Linked DNA regions of Homo sapiens: region 2 is linked to region 1. A link is a loop called in an ENCODE intact Hi-C map of the cell type or tissue named here. Cell type or tissue: CD4-positive, alpha-beta T cell. All regions are shown on one strand. Links, peaks and the distances in the headings refer to the core of each region. The heading gives the core; the rest is flanking DNA. Region 1 overlaps HADH (hydroxyacyl-CoA dehydrogenase). Region 2 has its middle 170 kb from the start of LEF1.

Evidence for each region. Hi-C counts contacts between places; a loop is a spot of excess contacts. Peaks named below come from ENCODE experiments on the same cell type or tissue, not always from the same donor. Only the 100,000 strongest peaks of a DNase experiment are listed, where the experiment ranks them.
Region 2: a loop joins it to region 1, with 2.2 times the contacts of the local background. A loop is called at or near these places in 7 of 110 quality-filtered maps.

The regions. Positions count from the first base shown.
Region 1 is chr4:108,026,153-108,038,293 of GRCh38, reverse strand. It overlaps HADH (hydroxyacyl-CoA dehydrogenase), which reads right to left. Exons shown (of 8, transcript NM_005327.7): 6 at 10,534-10,606; 7 at 5,002-5,118; 8 at 3,123-4,055. The coding sequence ends at 3,937. Among named protein-coding and RNA genes, the nearest start is that of HADH, 42 kb to the right of the region's middle. In CD4-positive, alpha-beta T cell, for the core only: a CTCF peak has its summit at 7,756; DNase peaks (open chromatin) are centred at 7,763, 8,193 and 8,793.
Region 2 is chr4:108,336,231-108,348,371 of GRCh38, reverse strand. No RefSeq gene overlaps it. Among named protein-coding and RNA genes, the nearest start is that of LEF1, 170 kb to the right of the region's middle. In CD4-positive, alpha-beta T cell, for the core only: no CTCF peak of the experiment used is centred there; a DNase peak (open chromatin) is centred at 5,591; H3K4me3 peaks cover 292 bases; H3K27ac peaks cover 875 bases.

The DNA of each region.
Region 1 (12,141 bases), core at 4,114-12,113:
TTATAAGAAAATTAGTCTCATAAAATTATAGCCACACCTTATACTTTTGGTAGACTTAATGAGTTACTTAGGTTGAAATGTTAAAGGGATTAAAATCAAGGTGGGGACAAGACAAAAGCTTGTTTCAAATATGTGAACGGTATAACTCACAAAGAAAGCATAATTAGTGTATGTTGTTGTATAAGCTGTGACTAACATAGTGGCTGTAACCTCTCCAATGATGACTAGTTGAATCTCAAATGGGTTTCTGAAAGCTGATGTGTTAGTCAAAACACTTACTATTAACGGAACCCAGTGGAGAGTCATTTTCTTTTTTTTTTTTTTTTTTTCTTATTTTTGAGACAGAGTCTTGCTCTGTTGTCCAGGCTGGAGTGCCATGGTGCCATCTCAGCTCACTGCAACCTCTGCCTCCTGGGTTCAAGCGATTCTCCTGCCTCAGCCTTCTGAGTAGCTGGGATTACAGGTGCCCGCCACAACGCCTGGCTAATTTTTTGTATTTTCAGTAGAGACAGGGTTTCACTATGTTGACCAGGCTGGTCTCAAACTCCTGACCTCATGATCTGCCCCCCTCGGCCTCCCAAAGTGCTGGGATTACAGGCATGAGCCACTGCACCCAGCTGAGAGTATTTTCTAACACCGGATTTGTTCATAGTAGTTTCCGAGTTCCAAGACATGGTTCCACCTACCCCCACGCTGTGTCATTGAAGTTCCCAAAGTGGAAATACGCTTTACAATTGATGTCAGAAAAAGTTAACCATTTTCCCCAGAAAAACTACTATTAACAGTGAATCTTAAGAACATGAAAGGGCCATGATTTTCATTTTACAAAGATATCTTGAGTTAAAACGATCCTTCAGAGAACTCCATTTTACTAAACAGAATTGAAGTCTAGGTGATGGCTATCAGAGGCTCACCATCTTTTTCAGCAAGTCATCTCATAAGTTGCCTGGTTTTCTTCTTAATCTCAAACTTTCACTTGTATTATAGGTAAATAAAAATATCACTGGCCGGGTGCAGTAGCCCACGCCTGTAATCCCAGCACTTCAGGAGGCTGAGGTGGGTGGGTCACGAGGTCAGGAGTTTGAGACCAGCCTGACCAACGTGGTGAAACCCCGTCTCTACTAAAAATATAAAAATTAGCTGGGCGTGGTGATGTATGCCTGTAATCTCAGCTACTCGGGAGGCTGAGGCAGGAGAATCGCTTGAACTCAGGAGGCGGAGGTTGCAGTGAGCTGAGATTGCGCCACTGCACTTCAGCCTAGGCGACAGAGCGAGACTCCGTCTCAAAAAACAAATAAATAAATAAAAATATCACTAAGGGGAAGCATAGGAGAGAGGAAAAAAAGTGGCCAAGTACGGTGGCTCACGCCTGTAATCCCAGCACTTTGGGAGGCTGAGGCAGGCAAATCATGAGGTCAGGAGTTCAAGACCAAACTGGCCAGCAATGGTGAAACCCCGTCTCTATTAAAACTATAAAAAATTAGCCAGGCATGATGGCACACGCCTGTAGTCCCACCTATTCGGGAGGCTGAGGCAGGAGAATTGCTTGAACCTGGCAGGTGGAGGTTGCAGTGAGCCAAGATTGTAACACTGCACTCCAGACTGGGCGACAGAGCAAGACTCCATCTCAAAAAAAAAAAAAAGTATCCTCTTGACCTAAAACTTGGTCTTTACTTTCAAGTGTCATAAAAGATTCATGACGGTTAGGAGGCAAGTTTGGGGAGGTGAGGAGAACCAAGAGCAGTGACACCAGGCCCAGCAGCACTGCCAGGACCCACCCTCCCTCTTGAACAAGTGCTGCCAAAACACAGTGGAGGATGATGCAAGGCACCTGGGGCTCTCACTGAGGCTCAGTTCTTAACCACAGACTGAAGCAAACAGCAGCAGCGGGCCTATATTTGGAAGCAGAGAACCTGACTGACATGACCTTCCCTCCCCCCGCCCCAAGAGCTCTCCGTGGCAAGCAGCTACGTTCACCTGAGAACGCAGAGACATGGAGTTGGGAAAGAAAAAGCTACTCCCTCACCTCCCATGTCTAAAGGAAGGATGTTCAAAATTCCTTCCTGGTCCCAAACACGGTGCATGGAAAATATTTTTTGAAAACGATAAAAGGATATTGAGAGGCTAGGCCTTTTGACTATTTGGTAGGCTTAAAGTGTATTTTAAAATGCCAGCCAGAAAGACTGCTGCAGCCCCTACCTTCTCATCCCGGCAGTCTGATAGTTGCATTGCTGAGTTACATCTTTCCTGGAATTCAGTGGTCAAGAAAGAACCCTGCCATTTCCAGGACAAGGGCCTGCATCCTATGGGGACTCTGGTGAGACAGTAAGGAAGTGAAGCCCCCACTTAGGCCCAGGGCTCATGCCAAAGGTCAAGAGCCAGCCTGAGAGAGCAGGGAGCTGTCAGACCACAAGGGTAACCTTTAGCGATGGAAATGCGGGTGGCCTCACAGGTGCTTCCTTTGGTTCGTTAGGCAGCATTTTATAAGAATAACCTAAAAGTGTCCTACCCAGGTTCTATGTGCGGTACAAATGCACCGATGTATTTATTTTCCCACTATGTTATAGATTCAAAATTTTTAAAATTAATAAGCTCCCTTTTATCAGTCATAAAATGAAGAAAAAAAATCTCTTGACTATTAGACCTATGACCCAGAACACCAAACAAGGATGCCCATTTTAGGGAGAGTCCTGTCTGAAATTTTGGATCGGAGATTTTCAAATGGGCTATTTTGTACTTAATTTTATCAAAACCTAGTTCTAGTCTAGGCTATGTGACAAAATATCTAGTGACTTTGGGCACATCCCTTAAGCTTTCTGCTAATGAGGCTATTGGACCTCAGGATTTCTGATGTCTTTCCAACTCCAAAATTCTATCTTGGAAGACACTTTCTTAAGCCAATGATTAAAAGAAGCTTACGTTACACTACTTCACTTTGTTGGCAAAGAAGAAACAGATGTTCCTTAAAAATTGTTCTCTGTGCCCTTATTACTGCTTTCCTGGTAAGAAATCTGGCAGCGACGGCCCCAGGCAGGTTTTACACAAATGCCTTGTCCTGCCATTCCCTCCCCGTCACTCCCACTTTAAAAATTAACAGCAGGTCAAAGAAGAGGAGAAATAGCTTCTGCCTAAATTACCAACTTTTACTTTTATAATCATTTGAGTGTATTACAATTTTATATTATACATTTTTTTCAATTCAAATTTTCAGACTGAAACATTGTTATTTTAGTAGAGTCAATTTATAGGCAATTTGCAACAGTGATTTCTCATGGAAAAAAGACACAGACAGACAGTAATCATTCAGATCTGTGGAACTGAATGACCATGAAAACCGACCTCCTGCAAACCATGCAAACAGAGATATGCTGACCCATTCAGCAGCAGCATCTTCACGACGAGCTGAATAAAGACACATCTTATGTCATGCCCAAAATGTAGGGCAAGACTCAAAGCTGCAGGTAGTAAAATGTTCTTATAAAGGCAAGATCCAGGTGCTGCTCGCTGCAGTGCTTCACAGACTATACCACTTGCTTGCCAGTGGCTTGTGACTCTCCCACGCAGCAACAGTGAGCATGGTGCACTCGCACTCTCAGAGGAAGTACTTTCCCGTTGATGAGAGAAGGAATCTAGGCAATTCTTCACAAAAATGACAAGGTTCAAAAAACATGTTTGCTCCAAGGCACCAAGGGTGTAAAGCTGTTTAGAAAATACACAGAAATGAACAGACTAAAAAAGGGAATTATTTCTTAATGGAGAATCTATTACTGCTGTAACTGGTGTAATAATCACTTCGATAGATTACAATCAAAATGCACATTTATTAAACTGTACTGTGTGAGGGAATGTCTGACCAAAGAGCATTCCCACAGGCACTCGGGGCACTGGCTGGAAAGCGCTCTCAGGTGTTCTTCTCAGAGCCGGAGAAGCTGCACATCACTTGTATTTGTAAAATCCTTCTCCAGTCTTCTTGCCGAACTTGTTCTCTGCTACCAGCTTATTTAAGGATGGGCTGGGCTGATGTAATGGGTTCTCTGCATCCATTTCATGCCACCCTATTGAGCGGAGGGAAGAGAACTCAGGATGAAGTGCTGGGTTTATTTTTACATCTTGGCATTTCCAAGGACAAGTCTGGAGGCCTGCCTCTGATGTGGGAGAGCCCCCCAGGCATGGCGCCCCTCCGGCCACCACTGCAGAGGCACCAAGGAAGGCTGTGCTGGTGCAGCCACATCAGCCCCAAAGCTGCTGCACTGCCACCCACCTGTGCTGCCTGAAGCCTGGCCCTACTATGGTCCTCCTGCTTATCCAGTGTCTTCTCAGAAATCACTACGGCCAAAGGCCCAAGTACACTGACAGAAGCCATTAATTTGCTGGTTGGATTCATCACTGGCACAGTTAACTTTCAGAATACACGTTAAAAAATCTGCATTCCTGCCATTGGTATTTTGCATCCACATAAGATTCAAAATTTAATTCTTCAACTAGCATTCTGTGAAACTTGGGAACAGATAGCTACATTCAACTTCAGTAGTCCAGTTTTAATTATTATTTTTACCCTGTCTTCAGAGCTTTTACATTACAATGGATATATTTTTTAAAATGGATGTGTATCTTGCTTGCAATGGAGGTTACACAAATCTATTGATGTGATAACACAGTGTACCAGTGTCAATTTCCTGGGATTTAATATTGTACTATGGCTATATAACCACTGGTGGAAACTGGGTGAAGGGCACACACACAAGACCTGTCTGTGCTATATTTGTAACTTCCTGTGAATCCATAAAGGTTTTTTTTTCTTCAAGGTCACCCTGTTAAAGAGACACTAGACAGTCACATTCTTCCTTCTCCTGACATCTGTTCATGAATTCTCAACCTGGTGAGGCAGGATTTTGGAAGGTCTTTATTAAGACCCCTGCTAACTTTTTTTAAAAAGGCATTATAATTTACAGTTCAGAAAAACTACCTCAATTAAAGACAACAAAAAATTCCAATTCCTACCATCCACGATGAACTTCGTAGTATCCAGTCCGACATAATCTAGAAGCTCAAATGGGCCCATGGGGTAACCGGCTCCTAATTTCATAGCAGTGTCAATGTCTTCTTTGGATGCGTCACCTAAGGAGAAAACGGCAGCACTGGGTCACCACCACCTTTCCTTGAATTCTCCCTATCACAGGATTAGCCCCAGAATTACTAGAATTTTATATGCTTGCACAATAAAAAAAATGCCTAGACTGAGACTTTCTGGCTTGGGTAAGATTTCCTCTCTAAAGTACATGCCAAAGAGGTCATAAGACTTTGTTTTTTTTGAGACAGAGTCTTGCTCTGTCACCCAAGCTGAAGTGCAATGGCACAATCTTGGCTCGCTGCAACCTCCGCCTCCTGGGTTCAAGTGATTCTCCTGCCTCAGCCTCCCTAGTGGCTGAGACTACAGGTGTGCGCCCCCACACAAGGCTAATATTTATATTTTTAGTAGAGATAGGGTTTCACCATTTGGCCAGTCTGGGCTCAAACTCCCAACCTCAAGTGATCCTCCCGTCTCAGCTTCCCAAAGTGCTAAGATTACAGGTGTAAGCCACAGTGTGTGGCCCAAGATTTTCAAAGCTACGCACCACTGAGGTGAATTTTGGAGTACTGATACCCTGTTCATGGAGACAGAAGTCTCCATGCCTGAAACTTCAGCTACTTTCAAATACATTGGGATTTTCCAACTCTGGAATCATTTATTAAAGTATAATTTAATGCTACAGCATATTTTTGATTTATAAATAAACTTTCTTAAAAAGAAAACTAAGCTTTCTGCTTTTGTATGTATAGTTATTGTATGTATTCTTTCCCCCAGTTTTTTGGGTTTTACAAGTAAGGAGTATTCCCCTGGCATCACATTTCACACAAACCTTTTAGTCAAGATACCTTTTAAAGAAAAGCCCAAACCCGAGTTAGAATCACCACACGTTTGGAAGTCTGTTGAGTAGACTACGACAAGGATCAATGTGCTTTTCCCTTGGAAATTTACTATGTCCTTTGGCCCCAAGAGGCCTTTATGGAGAACAATCTGTTCCCTTTCTTTGAAATCAGAAAAGTAGAATAGTCTGCAACAGGTGGCTATCTAGAATTTTGTTCCAAAGCATTAAGAAGTCAATCAGATCAAAGCTAAAGAAAAGAGGGAAAAATGTTAAGACACTCAGAGAGAAACTACTTAAACATCGATAAAGAAGATATATTTTTAAAAGCAAATAAATTACTAAAGTAATTCCAAAGGATTTCAAGGCATTTTAAGGTGACTAAAATACACCACAATTATTTATTATGGTTGACATTACTAATAACTACACTAATTAGGATTAGAGACGCCTGAGAAATCATGATTTGAGTGTTAGGCCATAAGAAAGCAAAGAAACAAAAATAATCATATAGGCAGCGTCATTCATTCATTCATTCATTCAACTTCTATTCATTATGTAGCAGGCACCAGAGATGTAGAATGAGACAAAGATAAACCAGACAAGCACTCAAGGTACTCATGACATAATGGGAGAACTCAGATGTGTAAGCCAAAAACTTCAACATAATAAGACCTGAAGATTCATGACTCACACAGCTCTGTGTGAGTAAAGATGGAGAGATTTACTCACACTGCCAGGGCTTCACCAAAACCACCCCCATGCCTGGGTCCTGGAAGGTGAAGATAATCCTGAGATGAGCAGACCAGGAAGGGCATTCTAGGTAGAGAGAACAGCACATGCAGAGGCAGGAATGGGAAGGAACACAGCATATTTGGGGTGTGGCTATGAAGCTTAAAAGTGGGTTCTACTCAGAGGATTTCATTAGGAAGCCCCGCAGCTTCTGTGCTGGTAGAGCCCTGGAATGCTGGAAGTGCCGGCCTCACAGGCTCCTCAGGCTTGGGATATGCTCCCTGTGCCTAGGTGCTGCCCTCAGACAGCTTCGGAGCTCAGTCTCTCACTTCCTCCAGGCCTCTGCTCAGGTGTCATACTTCTGACAGCCTCTTCTCCTCCCTGCATATATAAAAAAAGCAACTCCCTGCACTAAAGAAAAGGCCAGGACACTAGGACAAGACTCTTGCCACCCCTTACTATCTTCTTCTCCACAATTACTCATCACAACCTAACATGCTTATGTACTGGTTCATTTGTTACTGGCAGTCTCCCTGGGACAGAAATCTGACAGCATAATGGTTGCAACTCAGCTAAAGCCATTTAATGAAATCTATATTCAAGGACAGGACAATTAACCCTAGAAGCAACGCTGTAATTCCATATTCAGAGACTCACTTGAGGACTGTTTTATTTCAAGAAATAATATGAAGATACAGCACATGATAGAAAAATATCTAAATAACTCTACAAAGTCAGCCCAACTCTAAAGATCGTGTTCTCAATAATGCAGAGCAAAAGAGGCAAACTTTCAGAAACAGAGAAACAAAATACAGAGATTGGTGTGCCAAGTGACAGTTAGATGTGGAATCATGTTTTAAACTAATAATTCTTAAACTTCTTTAGAATCAAGTACTTCTGACAATCAGACACCCTTTCCATAAAAAATGCACATATAACCCAAATTCTGCGTCAACTTTAGGAGGTTCATTGGACACCCTCTCCTACCTCCCTCCAGTTAAGAGCCCCTAACTCCAGACAAGACAGCAAAGGAAAGCTTCCTCAGTGAACTCCAGATCAGCACAGCTGAGGGGCTGGGACTTGCCCAACATCTGCTTCTTTGTCTGGCTCAGCAGCACCACCTGCCAACCATTCTTAGCATGAACAACAGAGGCACTTAGCAACAACTCAGAAACAGCATTTTTACTCATCAGCAGCTGCCTATGTGCCCGCCCTACACAGCACCTTGGGACATATGAAGATGAGGAGGAGCCAGAGTGCCCCAGAAAAGAGAGTATAGTAAGGGAAAGAAAACACCTGCCATGCCACAGGGAAGACAGTGACAAGTGACCCAAGGGAGAGCCAAAGCAAGAAGAGTTGTGATGACAGAGATGATGTCCAGCTGGGAGCTCTGCAGACACTCAGGTGGGGCAACGTGGGAATGGCAGGAGTAGTTGGCGGTGATAACAGCAGGGGCAGAGGTTGGCCAGAAGGAAGGCTCTCTGGCAGAGCTTGTAGATGGCAGGAAACCAGAGAACCACTGAGCCTGTCTTGAGCAGGGGCGACAATGTGAGCAAGATGTCACATGGTGACTGGGGGGCAGGCTCATGGTGCTCCCAGGCCTGTTGCCAGCAGAGCCCTCCTGAGAAGAGCTGACCATTTGGCCCCACCATCCTGCCCACACTGGCCATTAGGAGTGGGTGCCTGGCAAGGGCAGCAGTCCACTGTCAGACACAGCCTATCCAGCCTCTGTCCCTCTGACTCACAGGAGTGACAGTGACTGGGGCATGCATCAGGCCTCAGTCACAGTGTGAACGAACAAGAGCAATAGGAAGAGTGAGGACGGAGCTGGGATACTGGGAAAGAAGGCCCAACATGGAAGCCAAAATGAGTGGACAAACAGCAGAGCAAAAGGGCGTGAGCCTCCACGAGATCCCATGGGGACTGGCAAGAAGTGTTAGTGGCAGAGGCCCGGTCATCCAGGAGGCCTGACCTACAACAGCACACACATCCTTCCAGAGAGCCTGCACCACTCAAGGCAGCATTGGCCAAACCATGTGCCTGGAACCCCAGGTGTATCAACAGTGGGGTACAGAAAATTTCTCCTTGCATGAGTTCAGAAACAGTCACAGAGCTCCTGCCGAGGCTGTGCAGGGGGTGTGTGGGCAGATGCAGTAGGCGGTGTCTCAACTTCCTGGACAATATGATACTTTCTCAGTAAGTGCAGTAGCGGGGACCAGTCAGGAAAAGACATGAGTAGCGTGAATTACTCTGCTACCTAAGGAACCTCATGAAGGCAGCCTGACTGGGATGGGGAAAAGGTGGGATGAAGAGGTGGAACAGGCATGACAGGAAGGAATCAAAAGTGATGAACAGATGTGGCAGACGAGAAGGAGCCTCCAGATGCTTGAAGCTTCAAGGTGGAACTGTATGAACGGAGATGGCACGGTGGGCATGCTCTGAGCACTCCTCTGTGTTGGCTGAGAGGAGGGAGCAGGTGGTGGGCGGGGGGACATGGTAAGAGGCCTAGGGTGTGACTGTAGTGTGCAGTAGGGAAGCAGCACCCACCCCAGGCAGGACACCCAGCAACTTCAGAAGCAGATTCTGAGAAGGTGGTGGAAAAAGAAGCAGAGGGACCAGCAATGATAGGCTGTTGAAGCCCATGCCCAGAGCAAGCTAAGAGCATGTCCTGAGGCCAGGTCCTGCTCTTCCAGCTTCAGCCCACAGGCGGCCAGGGATGGTGAGGGCTAAAGGGCATGCACCTATGCAGAAAGGGACCACAGACAAGAAGAGGGCTTTCAACTTACCATCTGATACTTGGTGCATTGGAGAATGCATCAAATGGACAGTGAGGAAAACACCATTAAAAGGTGGATCTCTCACATGCTACATTCTAAAACATTACATTTTGTTAAAAAAAAAAAAAAGACATACAACTGCCTTTCAAGGTAGGGTAAAATGCTCTGTGCTTTCTTTGAGGTGTAATTAGGCATATTTGTTGATAGATAAACCAGAACTGTTGGTTTGATCTTGGAGCAAAAGTGAGGCAATTGCTTCCATAAACCATAGAGAAAAGTTTTAATATTTAAAGCAGATTTTGAGGAAGCAAATGTGCTTTCATCTCTCTGGAAGAGCTGGTGTAAATGTTTTGTTTAAAAAATGACACTCTCAGGAGTGAGCATTTATGAATGAAGTAATTGAAAACAATTACACTTGCTTTTTATCCAGTCCTATTAAGGCTTGTTTGCCTTTGAAGCAGACATGAGAGCTACCTTTCCAGAAACCAGGGAGGGAAAGCAGGCAGGAGAATGCAGATCAATTTAGAGGCCTGGACCCTGTCCCAAATCTGATATTTCTACAGCAGAGAAAAGCATTCTTTGTCAATCAAGTACTGAGGAAAACTGTTTACACCATTCTTAAGGTTACAAAAAGTACATCATGACATCACTCAGTAAGGACAGACTACTAAAAACTGTCCTTACCACATATCGGCCTTGTCACATATTTCTAATCACCTGTCAGTCACAAGTTTTAGAACCTTAAGGAACTTTCAAGATCTCCTAGCCTAGTGATTTTTACATTATGATTATTTTTAAAAGCAGTAAACCTTTTAATCAAAAGCAGAGATCCAGGATATCAATCTGGGCCGGCCATGCAATTGCTCTGGCTGGGACTGTAGTGGGGGTGGTGGGAGTTCCAGAAACCTTTCTCAGAGGCCCACAGGGAAGCCAGGAGGCCCTGGGAAAACAGTGAAAAAGGTACCAGGGCTCAGGGTGCAGCTGAGCTCACAAAGCTAGAAAACAGACACTGCTTCCTCCATTGTGCACGGCCCGACCCCTCCTAGAGACACTGAGAATTCCAGACAGTGGCGCCAGGAGCTGAGGTCTGCTGCTCCTGGCCTGGGTCAGAAGGATACCTCGTTCATACAGCCTGATTGCTTCCATGAGGTATGGAACCAGGAGGCGGTTCACAATAAACCCAGGAGTGTCCTGTTTTGGGAGACAGAAAAACAAAAAACTAGTAAATTTTCATTAAATGGTATCTTTTGTGAAGTCACCAAATTGCCCCTTCTTACCCTGGATCATGTTTGCCCCCATTTATCAAGCTGTACATTTTCAAAATTTGCAGCATGGCCTTATTTCTATCTCATATGACAATTTATCCAACAATCATAGTACTTAAAAAAACATTCAAACCCAGATGCCCCACTGCACAGATCCTGACATAAAGACAGATCAAGGCACAGGTGTGACCTGGAAGAGCATGGCTTTGGGAGAGACAGATTTGGGTTCAATCTTGAATACTCTCTTGGTCCTTCTGTCACTCTGAATCTGTTTCATCATCTGTGAACTGGGGGTGACAGTTTGTCTCAAAGTTGTGAAGATAAATCAGAAAACACATAAAATGCTGTACACACAGCCCTACACCCATCCCTTTATTCCTCCTCTTTCCTCCCAATTCCCTTTCAAGAATCGACAAAACGTCACACTCCACCTTGAATGGTCCTCAAAGGAGGACTGCTTTCCAGGCTCCTTGGAGCCACTCCTCGGCTACTCAGCAACTTCTCAGGTTCCAGCGCACACTGCAGTGGAGCTGACTTGAGGGCACGTGCTCCGACAAAGGAGCAGAGCCTCTGACAGAGAGCTGGCCTTTCACGGCACACCCCCTAAGACCTCTGCATCCTGCGGTGACCCCTGTGCCACATATGCCTTTCATCCATTTCCCTTCTCAGTAACTAACAATAATCATCTCTCTGGAGGACAGGTGTGGGATTTGGATTTTATCTACTGATCTCTTCCGGGGACTTGTAGAGAAAAGCAGGTGATTTTTTTGTTGAAGCTGATTTCCACTAGGCAAATGGTGCCTCCTCTTTTGTCAAAAGGCTGTGATCTTCCTGAGGGCAGAAATCCTCACCCTGGCCTGAACTCTGCATTCTGTTTCTAGCACACACCAGGTACTTCCTTAATGTCTGAATTACAGATGACCAGGCACTCCTCACAGAGCTAACCTGACTGCATGCGGGGAAACTGGACAGTAACACAAAGGATGTGAACCTCCTTTAACCCTAGGCAAACTGAAACCAAGCCCTAACCCCATCTATTGCCACATGAGCACAAAGATGCACAAACAAGTTTTATCAGCTTAATTAAGATTATGGAACAATACAGATTTTATAATTGAGGCAAAAATACTCTTTTCAACTTCAAAAGGTTCACTATAGACTCAAGATAGGGTACCTGAGAACATGAAGCTCCAACAGTTAATATCTTCTACAGAAAAAGCTCATAGAGCTCAATAAGGAAAAAGTGCCAAGACTCATTAAATATTTAAACTCACTGGCCAGTCGCAGTGGCTCACACCTGTAATCCCAGCACTTTGGGAGGCCAAGGCGGGAGGATCATGAGGTCAGGAGTTCAAGACCAGCCTGGCCAACACAGTGAAACCCTGTCTCTACTAAAAATACAAAATTAGCCGGGTGTGGTGGCACGCGCCTGTGGTCCCAGCTACTCAGAAGGCTGAGGCA
Region 2 (12,141 bases), core at 2,030-10,029, 310 kb before region 1:
AATGTTTATCTCAACTACTGAGGTCTCAAGGCTCTACAGAGGTTAATGTCTTTCAAAGAAGGCTAAGGGGACTCCATCCCTGCTTAAGCCAGCAATCCCCACTCACATGGGCGTATTGCACACGCAGCTAGCTCTTGGAGGGCAACAGGTGTCTACTGACAAGAATAATGGGAAGAACATATGAAGGGTCTAGAAATTTACTACATATACATTTTAATTTACTTTAGGGATGGCAGCTAGAATTTTCTGGCAGAATGCTGCTCTACCCTTGGGGTTAAAGGTCTTCCTGCCCCAGCAGAAACAGAAGTAAGCTCATTTTCACCAATATTTGAAAGGATCATGGGAATAGAATAGATGATCATGGATTCCTTTCAAAACACTTTTAAAAAATCAATTACTCTTTGGAACATCAAAAGCCATGTAAATCCATATTACATATTGTAGGAGCTTAATGAATAATTGTTGAATGAAGAGATAAATATTAGAGTCCAGGAAGAGATAAATATTAGAGTCCAACAGACCTAACATACATAGCTTCTAATCAAGCTTTCGAGGTACTAGATTTTTTCAGGAGCATAACTCTTACCATATCATTGAATGACATTCTAGGGTATTCCCCCTTAAACAATTCAATACATGGGTTTGAAAAAAATGTCCTTAAACTGATTCTGCTTCTTATTAATTGGTTTAAGTGCAGTCATGAGGCAGGTTATCCAACTACAATGTGCTGTTTTCTTAACACGTTTGTTGATGGATTACTAGCTAGGATTTTTCTCTTTGTGCGCATCTCACAGCTAAGAACATTACTGTAATAACACATAGCATGAATGTCATTTTTCTTCTCTTTTTCTTTTTTTTTTTTTTTTTTTGAGACGAAGTCTTACTCTGTCACCAGGCTGGAGTGCAGTGGCGTGATCTCAGCTCACTGCAACCTCCACCTCCTGAGTTCAAGCTATTCTCCTACATCAGCCTCCCGAGTATCTGGGACCACAGGCGTGCACCACCACACCCAGCAAATTTTTGTATTTTTAGTAGAAACAAGGTTTCACCATATTGGCCAGGATGGTCTCGATCTCTTGACCTTGTGATCCTCCTGCCTCAGCCTCCCAAAGTGCTGGGATCACAAGCGTGAGCCACCATTCCTGGGCCAATGTCATTTTTCTTTAGCATTCACCTTGTCTTATACTTCTTCCTTGCCTGAAGTCACTATGCTTCTTGATTACACTGTCAAACACTTTGTTGATGAGGTGTTATAGTTCATATTAGGTTACTAAAAGGTTGTCATGATTTTAAAAAGTTAAGCTAAAGAAAGAAAGGATGAATGCTGCATACATCCAGTGAGTCATGGTGGGGAAGCGGGAGTCCTTGCCATCTTGCAAAACTGTCTGAAATGCATCAGGCAGGGTCTCAGCAAAAGAAGAGTCTGATTCAGAAAAGTACCTTGCTGGAACAGTGATGGAATTTAATTCCCAAAATTGGGAATTAAATTATCCATAAAAAGGTCTACTGGAATGACATAGGCATGGGTTCAAATCTCTTAAAAAATTATAACAACTCTGCTTTGCCCTGTGAGAAGCCAACTTTGCTGATCTTGGGTCAATCATTTAACTTCTGTGGTTTGGTGTCTGAATCTATAAGAATAATAATTCTGTAACCCTTCACAGAGACATGGGTATGATAAGTGAGCTGCCGTTAAAGGGCTTCTGGTGCCTTGGATATAGCTTTAACGTTAGGCTATTTATTTGATTGGTAGGTGAGATTATCATTAGTTTGAATGGAATTCTTATCTCTGAAAAGACAAAGCTGTACACCAAACAGTGGTGTTCTTAATTCAAAGAAGTTGGTGCACTTAGTATGCTGCAGTAACATTTAATACTCTTCTTTCACTAAAAGTAAACTTCTTTAATAGTGAGCCCCATGGTGTCTTTGTGCTCTGCCCAAGCTGGTCATAAGCAAGGCACTCCTTAGTTCCTAAAAGCAAGGGCTTGTCTATGTCTGTATGTGGGAACAGTAGCATTTTAATTCTCTACACAGAGTTTGAGAGTTGTCTCCTTTATTTCCTGTTGACTCAGCTATCTTCTTCCCACATTTTGGGGTTTGTGGTAAATGAAGAATTTGTATTTGGCCTACTGGAAACAAGGCCTTTGAATAAGCTGAGAATCATGTGGACCCTGTGATTTTTCTAAATAATCTGAAATTCTCCTTTTCTCATAGATTCATCAACATTAATAAGAATTATATATGCATTTGCTAAAAGTGGGACCTCAGTGATAGGAGAAAACTTACTATGAAACAAAACACAGTTTTAAGGTTCCCAACTTCCTTGAAATTCCTTCTAAAACAAACCAGCCCTTGTGAAAGATACACAAAGCCTTGTTTTGTTTCCACAACTTTTCTCTCTCTTGAGAGGCAATAGACCTCCACCAGGGAAAGAAATACTCAAACCCACAATGAGAAAAATAGAAGCTGTCTATGCATATCCAAGCACACACTGCAAAAGTACTTGATGTAAATTTGACCCAATTCATTTAATATTTTTGAAGAATTTTACAAAAACTTTTCTATTTTCTATTTCTCTTTCTCTTTCCTTATCACTTACACAGTTATGGGAAAAAATTCATTGAAAGTATGTAAATGTTCACAATTTTAATTTTAAACTTCCCAAATCAAAAGAATGAACCTATTTTAATCATTGCCATTATACACGCATACACACACACACACACAACATTTTAACCATTTTAAAGTGTACAGCTCAGTGTTGTGCAACCATCACCACCATCCATCTTCAGAATGCTATTTTCATTTGTTTTTTGTTAGACACAGGACCTCATTCTGTCACCTAAGTTGGAGTGCAGTGGCCTGATCATAGCTCATTGTAACTTCAAAGCCCTGAGCTCAAGTGATCCTCCTGCCTCAGACTCGTAAGTAGCTAGAACTATGGACACATGCCATTATGCCCAACTAATTTTTGAATTTTCTGTGGAGATGGAGTCTCACTATGTTGCCCAGGCTGGACTCAAACTCCTGGCCCCCAGCGATCCTCTCACCTCAGCCTCTCAAACTGCTAGGATTACATGTATGAGCCATCATGCTCAGCCCAGGATTCTATTTTCTTTTGAGCATCAGTGTTTAAAACTATAATCCAAAGGAATTATTCTGGATCTTAGTATAAGACTGGGAGTTACTGGATCCAAGTACAAGAATAGGAGAGTTTTTCAGGGATAGGTCTGGTTCGGGGGTGATTGAAGTTTGAGTCCAGCTGGTGGAGGTCTGTGTCAAGCAGAAGGAGGAGGCAGCTGTATGGCTCAACATAGACAAGTCTCTATTCAGAAGACAAACAGGCTATCTTAAGTCTGAGGGACACAGCACACTATGATGGGAAAATAAAGGTGAAGTCAGTGGCAAAACTCCCGAGGGGTGATAGAAATCAGCGTACAAGGTACAGCAGGAGTGGGAAGTTCTTCAGGTAGACCTTCAGTGGATTAATGTCCAGGAGTCCTTCTGATCTGCATTCTTTATATTGTTTTAAAAGACAAAAGCATCTTTTAAGATGTCATTACTAATCAGTTTATCTTCTTCACTCTTTTGGCTCCCATTTCCCCATGTTTACTAGGGAAAGAATAAACTCCTTTTCCAGCAGTCATGATGCTATATTTCATCATATACAAGGTATTTTGAAACAGCATTTTGGGTAGGAAGAACTGCTACCTAAATTCTGCTAGTGAAGACAATATCCTTTCTTCCTTCTCTCCCCTGGTCCATTAAACTTATTTTTTGCTTCTGTTAATATGCATTGGAGTTTTGTGGCTGCTGTTGACTGGTAACTGGAAAAAGAGAGGAGTTTTGGTGAGGGCTTTCCCAGAGGAGTTTGAAGGGAATGGTGCAGTATTCGTTTCCCAACTTTTTTCCATGAAGTTCTTTTTTATGAAAGGGGATAAACAGAAGCTTACAGAACTATGAGACCATGAGCTTAGGAGCTATGTGATAAAATGTGGCCCAAAATTATGGAGAAAGTTATTTTCTCAGCTTCTGCATAGAAGCTAGTATTACTTTAATATGCCAAAGACGGAAAGCTTCACGGCTTTTTTCATGGGCATTACTGTTCACATAATGGGCAGAAGCAACATTTTTCAAAGTGGCTTCATGGCCAGCAGACATCACAGTTTGGAACCAAAGCAAGAGAAGAGTGGAGTGGGTACCATATGATGACAGTAGCAGACAGTCTGATTCATGGACACAAGTAACGCATCCATCTAGGGATTTCTGCAAGCAACCTATGGACACTTTGAGGAAGGGCTTAGAAACCTGCTATCGCAGGGTGGAGGCTTTAGGCTAAGTGACCTTTGGGTTACATTGTATTACTCCAAAGTATTAGATTGTTCATTTCTAAATTTTCTCTGCCAAGTGGCAAATATACTAATTATCTAAAATATGGAACTGGCCGGGCACGGGGGTTCACTCCTGTAATCCCAGCACTTTGGGAGGCCAAGGTGGGTGGATCACTTGAGGTCAGGAGTTCAAGACTGGCCTGGCCAACATGGTGAAACCCCGTCTCTACTAAAAGTACAAAATATTAGCTGGGTGTGGTGGCACGTGCCTGTAGTCCCAGCTACTCAGGAGGCTGAGGCAAGAGAATCATTTGAACCCGGGAGGTGGAGGTTGCAGTGAGCTGAGATGGTACCACTGCACTCCAGCATGGGTGACACAGCAAGACTCCATCTCAAAAACAAACAAATAAATAAATAATAAAATAAAATATGAAACTTACTACCTATAGGGGTCAATATCTCAACAAAGCACTAAGATTCCACTTGGAAGTATCCTGTAAATATTTATTTGCCGGCCAAAGATATGGCACTATATCATCTTAAAGTGGCAAAGATGCTGGAAGATTTCAATTCCGTGCAGGATGCACAAAAGTTAATTCATTCACCTGATAAATATACTCTGAAATTCAATTATGAGCCAAGCTCTAGAGGTAAAAGTATGAAGCAGCATCTGTTCTTTAGACTCAAAGACACAAATTTGAGGATGATCCATGTAAAATATGAGCTACATGTAAGGCCAGAAGAGTGCTGGTGTGGAGAAAGCATCAGCATTGGAAGAACAGAAAGAGGAGGAGGAGTCCTCACGAGGGACACAAGAGCATTGGCAAAGAGTGTTCTCTACATCCCAGAGTCCCTCTGCACGCCATCTTCCCTGCAGGGGCACGTGGGACATCTGGAGATCTTCTATGCCAAGTGGAGGGATTTAGGGAGGACACAGCCCATATCAGAGCTTCCCTCTACCTAAACATGGCATTTTTTTCTTTTGTTTTCTTGACTGTGGTCACTCCATGTTACCAGGAACATTGTAAGGAACAGCCTTATTTCAGAGTCCCAGTTGAAAAGGATTACACAATTCTTTCAGTTCCAGGATTCCCAGATCTTTCCAGGAGATCTCCATGCTGCCTCCTCACTTGTACCCAACTTCAGTAAGGTTTTCAACCCGCAGTCACCTCTCAATGTCCTGGTGTTCCTATGCCTCTCGCATCAAGTTACAGTCCTCCAGCCCAGCAAGAGTTTCTGTTTTGTTTTGCTTTGCCTTGTTACCCTCTGGTTTGACAGGAAACCGCCATACATCACAGCTCATCATCCATCCTCCCCACTCTATGGTTATCACTATAAACTATGCTCTAGTTTTCTATTTTATTTCCTTAGAACCCACAAATCCTCTCCTCTCTCAACAAAGCCTGGATCTTGCAAATGAAAATCTTGGCTTTCACATCTATTTTCCCTGAAATGAGTTTCAGAGGCCTGTTTTGGAAGTCAGAAGCTCAACACTGACTCCTTTGTTCTTGGCTGGCTACTACTGCCTTCCCCCTGAAGTAAGGGGTGCTCTTGGCTTCAATGGGTGGCAGGAGGAATGACCAGAAAGGAAAAATACATCCAATAATATTTTAAAATATTGTCCCATTATAGAAGAACATCAGATAGCTGCTGAGGTTAGAAATCCTGAATTTGTAGCAGTGCTAATCTCACAGTTGCATGATTTTCCCTAACAACACTCGGAAGACTGAGTTTAAGCCTGGACTGATCTGGGGTGGGGTGTTTAAAGGCAAATGATTTGACAAGACAATGGATGGGCCAGGTGCAGTGGCTCACACCTGTAATCCAGCACTTTGGAAGGCCGAGGCGGGCAGATCACTTGAGGTCAGGAGTTTAAGACCAGCCTGGCCAACATGATGAAACCCCAATCTCTACTAAAAATACAAAAAAAAAAAAATTCGTTGGGCATGGTGGCGGGCACCTGTAGATACAGCTACTTGGGAGGCTGAGGCAGGAGAATTGCTTGAACCCGGAAGGCGGAGGTTGTGGTGAGCTGATATCATGACACTGCACTCTAGCCTGGGTGACAGAGAGAAACTCTCAAAAAAAAAAAAAAAAAAAGACAAAGCAGTTGAAGCTATTGACAAGTGAATGATTACTAGATAAAGTTGAAAGGCGGCTGGAGGGTCAAGAGGCTAGAATTTTTGGTACTGGAATGAGTAACGTTCCTAAATTTATGAGTGCAGAGATGAAACAGTTTATGGAAATTCAACTCAGGTGGGGTCGCAATCAAACATGTAGAAAAGCATCTTGTTGCTCTCTAAATTATGTTATTTTATGGATACTAGCAGTTACCTAAAACTTAGTGCATTCTTTCTTTTGCATCCCAGTTTGTATGCCACTGTACACTACCGTGGGTGGTTGCTGCCAGCATGAAAGGACTGTACCAAAGTCTTCCATCCCCTGCCTTCTTACCACTCCCCACCCCAGTACCTGATCCTCACCTTGTGGAGGGCTCGGTGCACCACACCCAGGGAAGAGCATAATGTTGGTAGCACTGATGTCAGCTCAGCTTTGGCTGGTCTTAAATGCCATGTCTTCGGCTGCTTAGCTTATGGAAGACAACTAGAAGATACAAATAATAATTGATATTTATAAAGCATTTTATAATTTACAAAATCATTTTATTTATCTATTTTTTAACCCCCTTGTTGTTATTATACCTATTTTACAGATGAGGAAATGGAGGCTCGGTGAGGCTAAATGCAAGTTCACAAAGCTAATCTATCCTTTTCATCCCTCACACCTGGCCCAGGTACCATCTCCTTGCCTGACATGGCTTCCAATCCTCTTAACTGTACCCCAGGTTCATCTTGCCTGAGCTACCTCCTGATCTGTACCTACCCCCCACACACCTCTTTGCGTTGGACTTATGGCTCTCTAATGTAACAACTCACCTGTCTGTGCACTACCCAGGCCCAACACCTGGCACAGAGCGTGGCTCCTGCCAAGCCATCTCGAGTGGTTTCTTCAGTGAAGATGTGGGCAACCTCGAAAAGAACACAGAAGGTCAAGAGCATCTGTGAATAAACCACGGCTTTCCCTAGCCCATTTGTTGGCAGCTCTCAAGCTATCAGGGGCTTCCAGTCTGCAGGCTTACAGATTGATTTGTGAAAAGAGAAGGCCTCAGGGCTTGGATTGACCAGCTGAGTACACTGCAGGTTATACTACAGGGGAGACTGGCATTTATGAAATGGAAGTTTCACAGGCAGATAATCTCTCCTGGACCTTTGGGCTTGAGGAAAAAAAGGGCAGGAAGGAGAACAGAATTTTTACAGCCTTGTATATAAAGATCTTCTTGTAAAACCAAACTTCAAAGGGATAGAGAATATCGTTCCTTTCCAATGAGTTCATTAATTATCACAGCATCTCTGCAAGGGAAGCACACTGGATGGAATATTTCTCAGATGAAGAAACTGAGTGTGAAAAGGTTTGATTATTAGCAGACTAGAAAAATATAACATCATACTTCCAGGCTCCTCTTCCAGTGTGCCAGCAACCTCCACCAGGCCATTTAGGCACTCGTTAAAGAAACATTTATGGAGACCCTGCTTTATGCCAGGCACTGTGCAGGGAGACAGGAAATATGGTCCCTGTCTTGGAGGGTTCCACATGTCACTTGGTCACCAGGGAAGTTTGCAGAGTCTAAACAGGCAAACAAATACCTGTGACACAAGGTGCTAAGTAGAAGGATAGAAGAATGGAGAAAGAGCAAAGAAGTCGCAGAAAGGAAAGTGATGATTATTTTTGCCTGGGAAGATTAAAAAAGACATTAACTGAAATCTTTAGTTCATCACAAGATTTTGACAGCCGGCATTAGCAAAGTTCTGGATTAACCCTTTGAATGAATTTGTTAAATGAGGATAAGCCTTCCCTCCACATTACTGTGTTTTCACAATCTTACAGAATTTGTTATCCACACCCCTACCTCCACCAGCAATTCAAATGTGCTATGAAGACAGTTGCCATAATCCCCAACATTTACTCATTGCTTATCATGTACTATACTAATGTTGTTCCGTGAACTATCCCATTTAATTCTCATAGCAAATCTATAAGTAAAAAATGTTTGTGTCTCCATTGTACAGATGAAGGAGGTTAAAGGGATTAAGTAACTTGCCCAAGTGTTCACACTGAGAAAAATCAGATTTCAGATCACTGGTATTTAAGGAAGAGCAGCCCTTGCTCAAATTAAGGAGGGTAATTATTTGTTTTGGTTACACGTCTATTGAGTTACACAAATTAGCATTCATTTTTGGAGCTAAAAATTAATTAATAGCATTTATTTAGATACAGTTAATATTCACCTTTCATATAAATTTTTCCTGTTTCTCTCTTTGTAACACCCAAACTGCCCCTCCTCTAAAAAACACTCTTAATAGAAATGTAAATAAAATCACTAATTGTATGTCATATTATGAGCTACATAGTTGAGCTGATGGACAATAGTTCCCCAAGTTCAAAATACCTTTCATCTACGCATTAATGGTGACTTATAAAGAGGCAGCTTGGGTTTTTTTAAGCTTCAGCTCAAAATATCCTTGACTGGGTGTGTTAAACCAAAGCACCTAATTAGAGATGACTTAAAGTAATACCTTCCTTTGTCACTTAATATCTTCTAACCACGAAAATCCTGAGGTTTTTACCTGTACCACAGAAACCTCACTTCCAAAGACATGATAATCACTGTAGGCTTTTAGCCTCCTGAACTCAGACAATGTGGAACGCCAGGACTCATCTCCACCGTTACTATAATGGAAAATTTCTGATTACCGCAATCTTCCAGCAGAGTTAAGTAGAATCCCACAACAAATATCCATTTAGAGAAAAGTGACTCACCAATGAATTAATTATTCAGAGGATCAGTGTAGATGGCATTTAAATGCTCAGTTTTTAGCCTCACATTGCCTGGGTTTGAATCCCATTGCCTCTACTAAGTATGTGACATTGGGCTAGTTTTTCAAACTTGCTAAATTGAATTTACCTCATTAGTAAAATATAGATGATAACTGGTGGAGACTGAAAGTTGCCCAGAGACCTAATGGGTTTAGATAAGATTTCAAAGAAGCCTGAATGTCTATAAATAAACGACCAGTGCCAGCACTGAAATCCTTTCTCTCACAGTAGTAGAATAATGGCTGAGTACATGCCTGCTCTACCAGACTGTATTTCCTTGTCTCTCTTACAGCCGGGTGCAGCCATGACTGAATTATCTCTAAGGGAGTAGGAATGGGAATTAGGTCAGGACACAGGGATCCTGGGGGTGCACTCCTCATGCTCTCTTTCCCCTTTCTCCTGCCTATAGATGGTAACAACTGCAACAATTATGGAAGACACATGCTGAGGAACCACCCCAGCATCCTGGGTCCCTGGATGGAGCAGAGGCATATATTTACGAGACTTATGAGAAAAGCAGACTTCTATCCAGTTTGAGTCATTACATTTTGGCGTATTTATATAATAATAGTATCTAAATTATAAAATACTTACAAGGGTTGAGAAAGGTAATTCATGAGCTCTTAGCACAGTGTCTGGCACTTCATATAACAAAGCATCAGCTATTCATGTGAGAGATAGTGTAGGGGGTAACAGGGGAACTTTGCACCCAGAATCTGTGTTCAAATTCCGGCTGTTTCTTAAAAACCTGTTTAAACAGAGAGATGCTTTGTAGTAGGGAAAGAACGACATGAGAAGTTTCCTTCTTATTCAGGATCTGGCTGAGAAAACCTGTGGGCAAAGTTAGGGATTCTTTGCATTATCATCCTGATGTTAGTTCATTTCTGCAGTGAAACCAAGCTACTGCAGAGTTCCAAGTGCTGTGACTCAGAAGCTCTCAGCTGACCCAGAAAACCTTCAGCCAGATTATAGAAGACACAAGGTCAAATAGATAAGAATCTAAAAGCCAAACAGAAGCCTCTAATTAATGCCAACAATCTGCTCTTTATAGCTCCAGTTTGGTCACTAGTTGACTGTTAAATTAACTGTAGTTCATTTCCTGGTACAGTCAACTTACAATTAGACATAATAATGAAGGGAAGTAATGACATTCATGATTTAAAATAGCAAGTAATACAAAAATAATTTTATTTGGCTTTGGAATTGTCGGCATGTAGCACATACACGTATATTTACTCTTTATCATATACACAGGGAAATGCCCCCTCCCAAAAGAATTGAAAACAATTGGCTATCTCTGTTTTTCTGTTGCTAATTTTCTATTCCTGTGATTAACTTTACACAGGACTAAAATAAAATTATTTGCTTTCTTACTAGTGTGATTATGTGAAATCATTCCTGGACTGGTATTTTATTAAAAGACATTCAAGCATCTTTTAAATCTTAACTTGACTCATCAGGTTTCTTGAAAATGTGAACTGTATTTCCTCCAGCACAATCACAAACTCCATTCTGGTTGGGGCTGAAAGATCCTGTCCAGGATGCTGTTGTCCAGCTACGTCTCTCTACCCACTCCCTTCTGTGTATGTGCCCTATTACAAAAGGAGAGTCAATGGAGAGACCTGAAATTCTTTAATGAACCGTTTTCAGTTTGGTTGTTTCATTTCTAAGGAGCTTCACTTTTAGTGGGGCTCTTCAGGAAGAAAGGTATTTAAGGACTACAGGAGACGATTTGTTTCCTAACCTTTTGACCCAAGTCAAGGGTCTGGTTTTCTCCAGGCACATTCTATTATCAACAGCAGGATATACAAGACCACAGAAGTGTACAGAGGGGATAATTAACATTGGGAGGAAAAAAGTAACCTGCACTCCATAGCTACTGATAAGAAAGCAGCAGCATTGCCTCCTAAATCAGCTCCTGGAAACTCAAAGAAAGTTGGGTGAGTAAACATCATTTAATATATTCCCCTCCCTTTAAATGTTTCCCTTAAATTCTCATATTCTGCTGGTGTTAAAAGCAATTTGGTAACATCTAATAATGGGGAAGATATATGTCCCTAAGGACCAGCAATTCTACTCATATATATTTATACTGAATTATCTCTAAGGGAATAGGATCTGAGCCAAACAGTATAAATGTAGACAAGCACTTACCTATACACAGAAGAACACACACAGGTATGTGTTTACTGGGGTACTATTTAAGTAGAAAAAAGTAGAAATAGTCTAAATGTCTACCAATGAGAGAACGGAAAAATTAATTCATGAAATGGACATTCAAACTGCAGTACAAATCTATGTCTCTTTGTTTATAAAAATGTATAAATATGACTAAATATAAAAACATAATATTAAGAGAAAAAGCCAATGGTGGACTTATATGTTAAATATAATACCACTTATATAAAAACCAAATTGTATAAAACAAAACTCAGTATTGTTTATGAATATTTATAGCTATTATCATAGCTATACCATATTTGAATTTCAAAAAAACATGTCGAGAATTGTTAAAACTCAAATTCAGGACAGTAATTATCTTGGGGCAGAAGGGGGAAGGTAAGAAGAAGAATGGGCTCAAGGAGAGGCACTGAGTAACTCAACACAATTCTGAGCGGTTTATTTCCTACCATCAGAATAAACCCTGCAAAACATTAAAATTTGTCAAAGTTCTGTGACACATCTATGAGTGTTCATTATATTATTTTCTAGATTTTGCTTATGCCTGAAATGTAGGACTTTCCAAAAGAGTCTCTTGGCAGATGGATATGACTGGATGTCATTGCCTCATTTCTGCTTCTGGAATGTTGTCCATTGCTTTTTCAGACAGTGGAGCTATGAGTGAGTCAGCCTGTGGTTCAGGTAATGTCCCAAG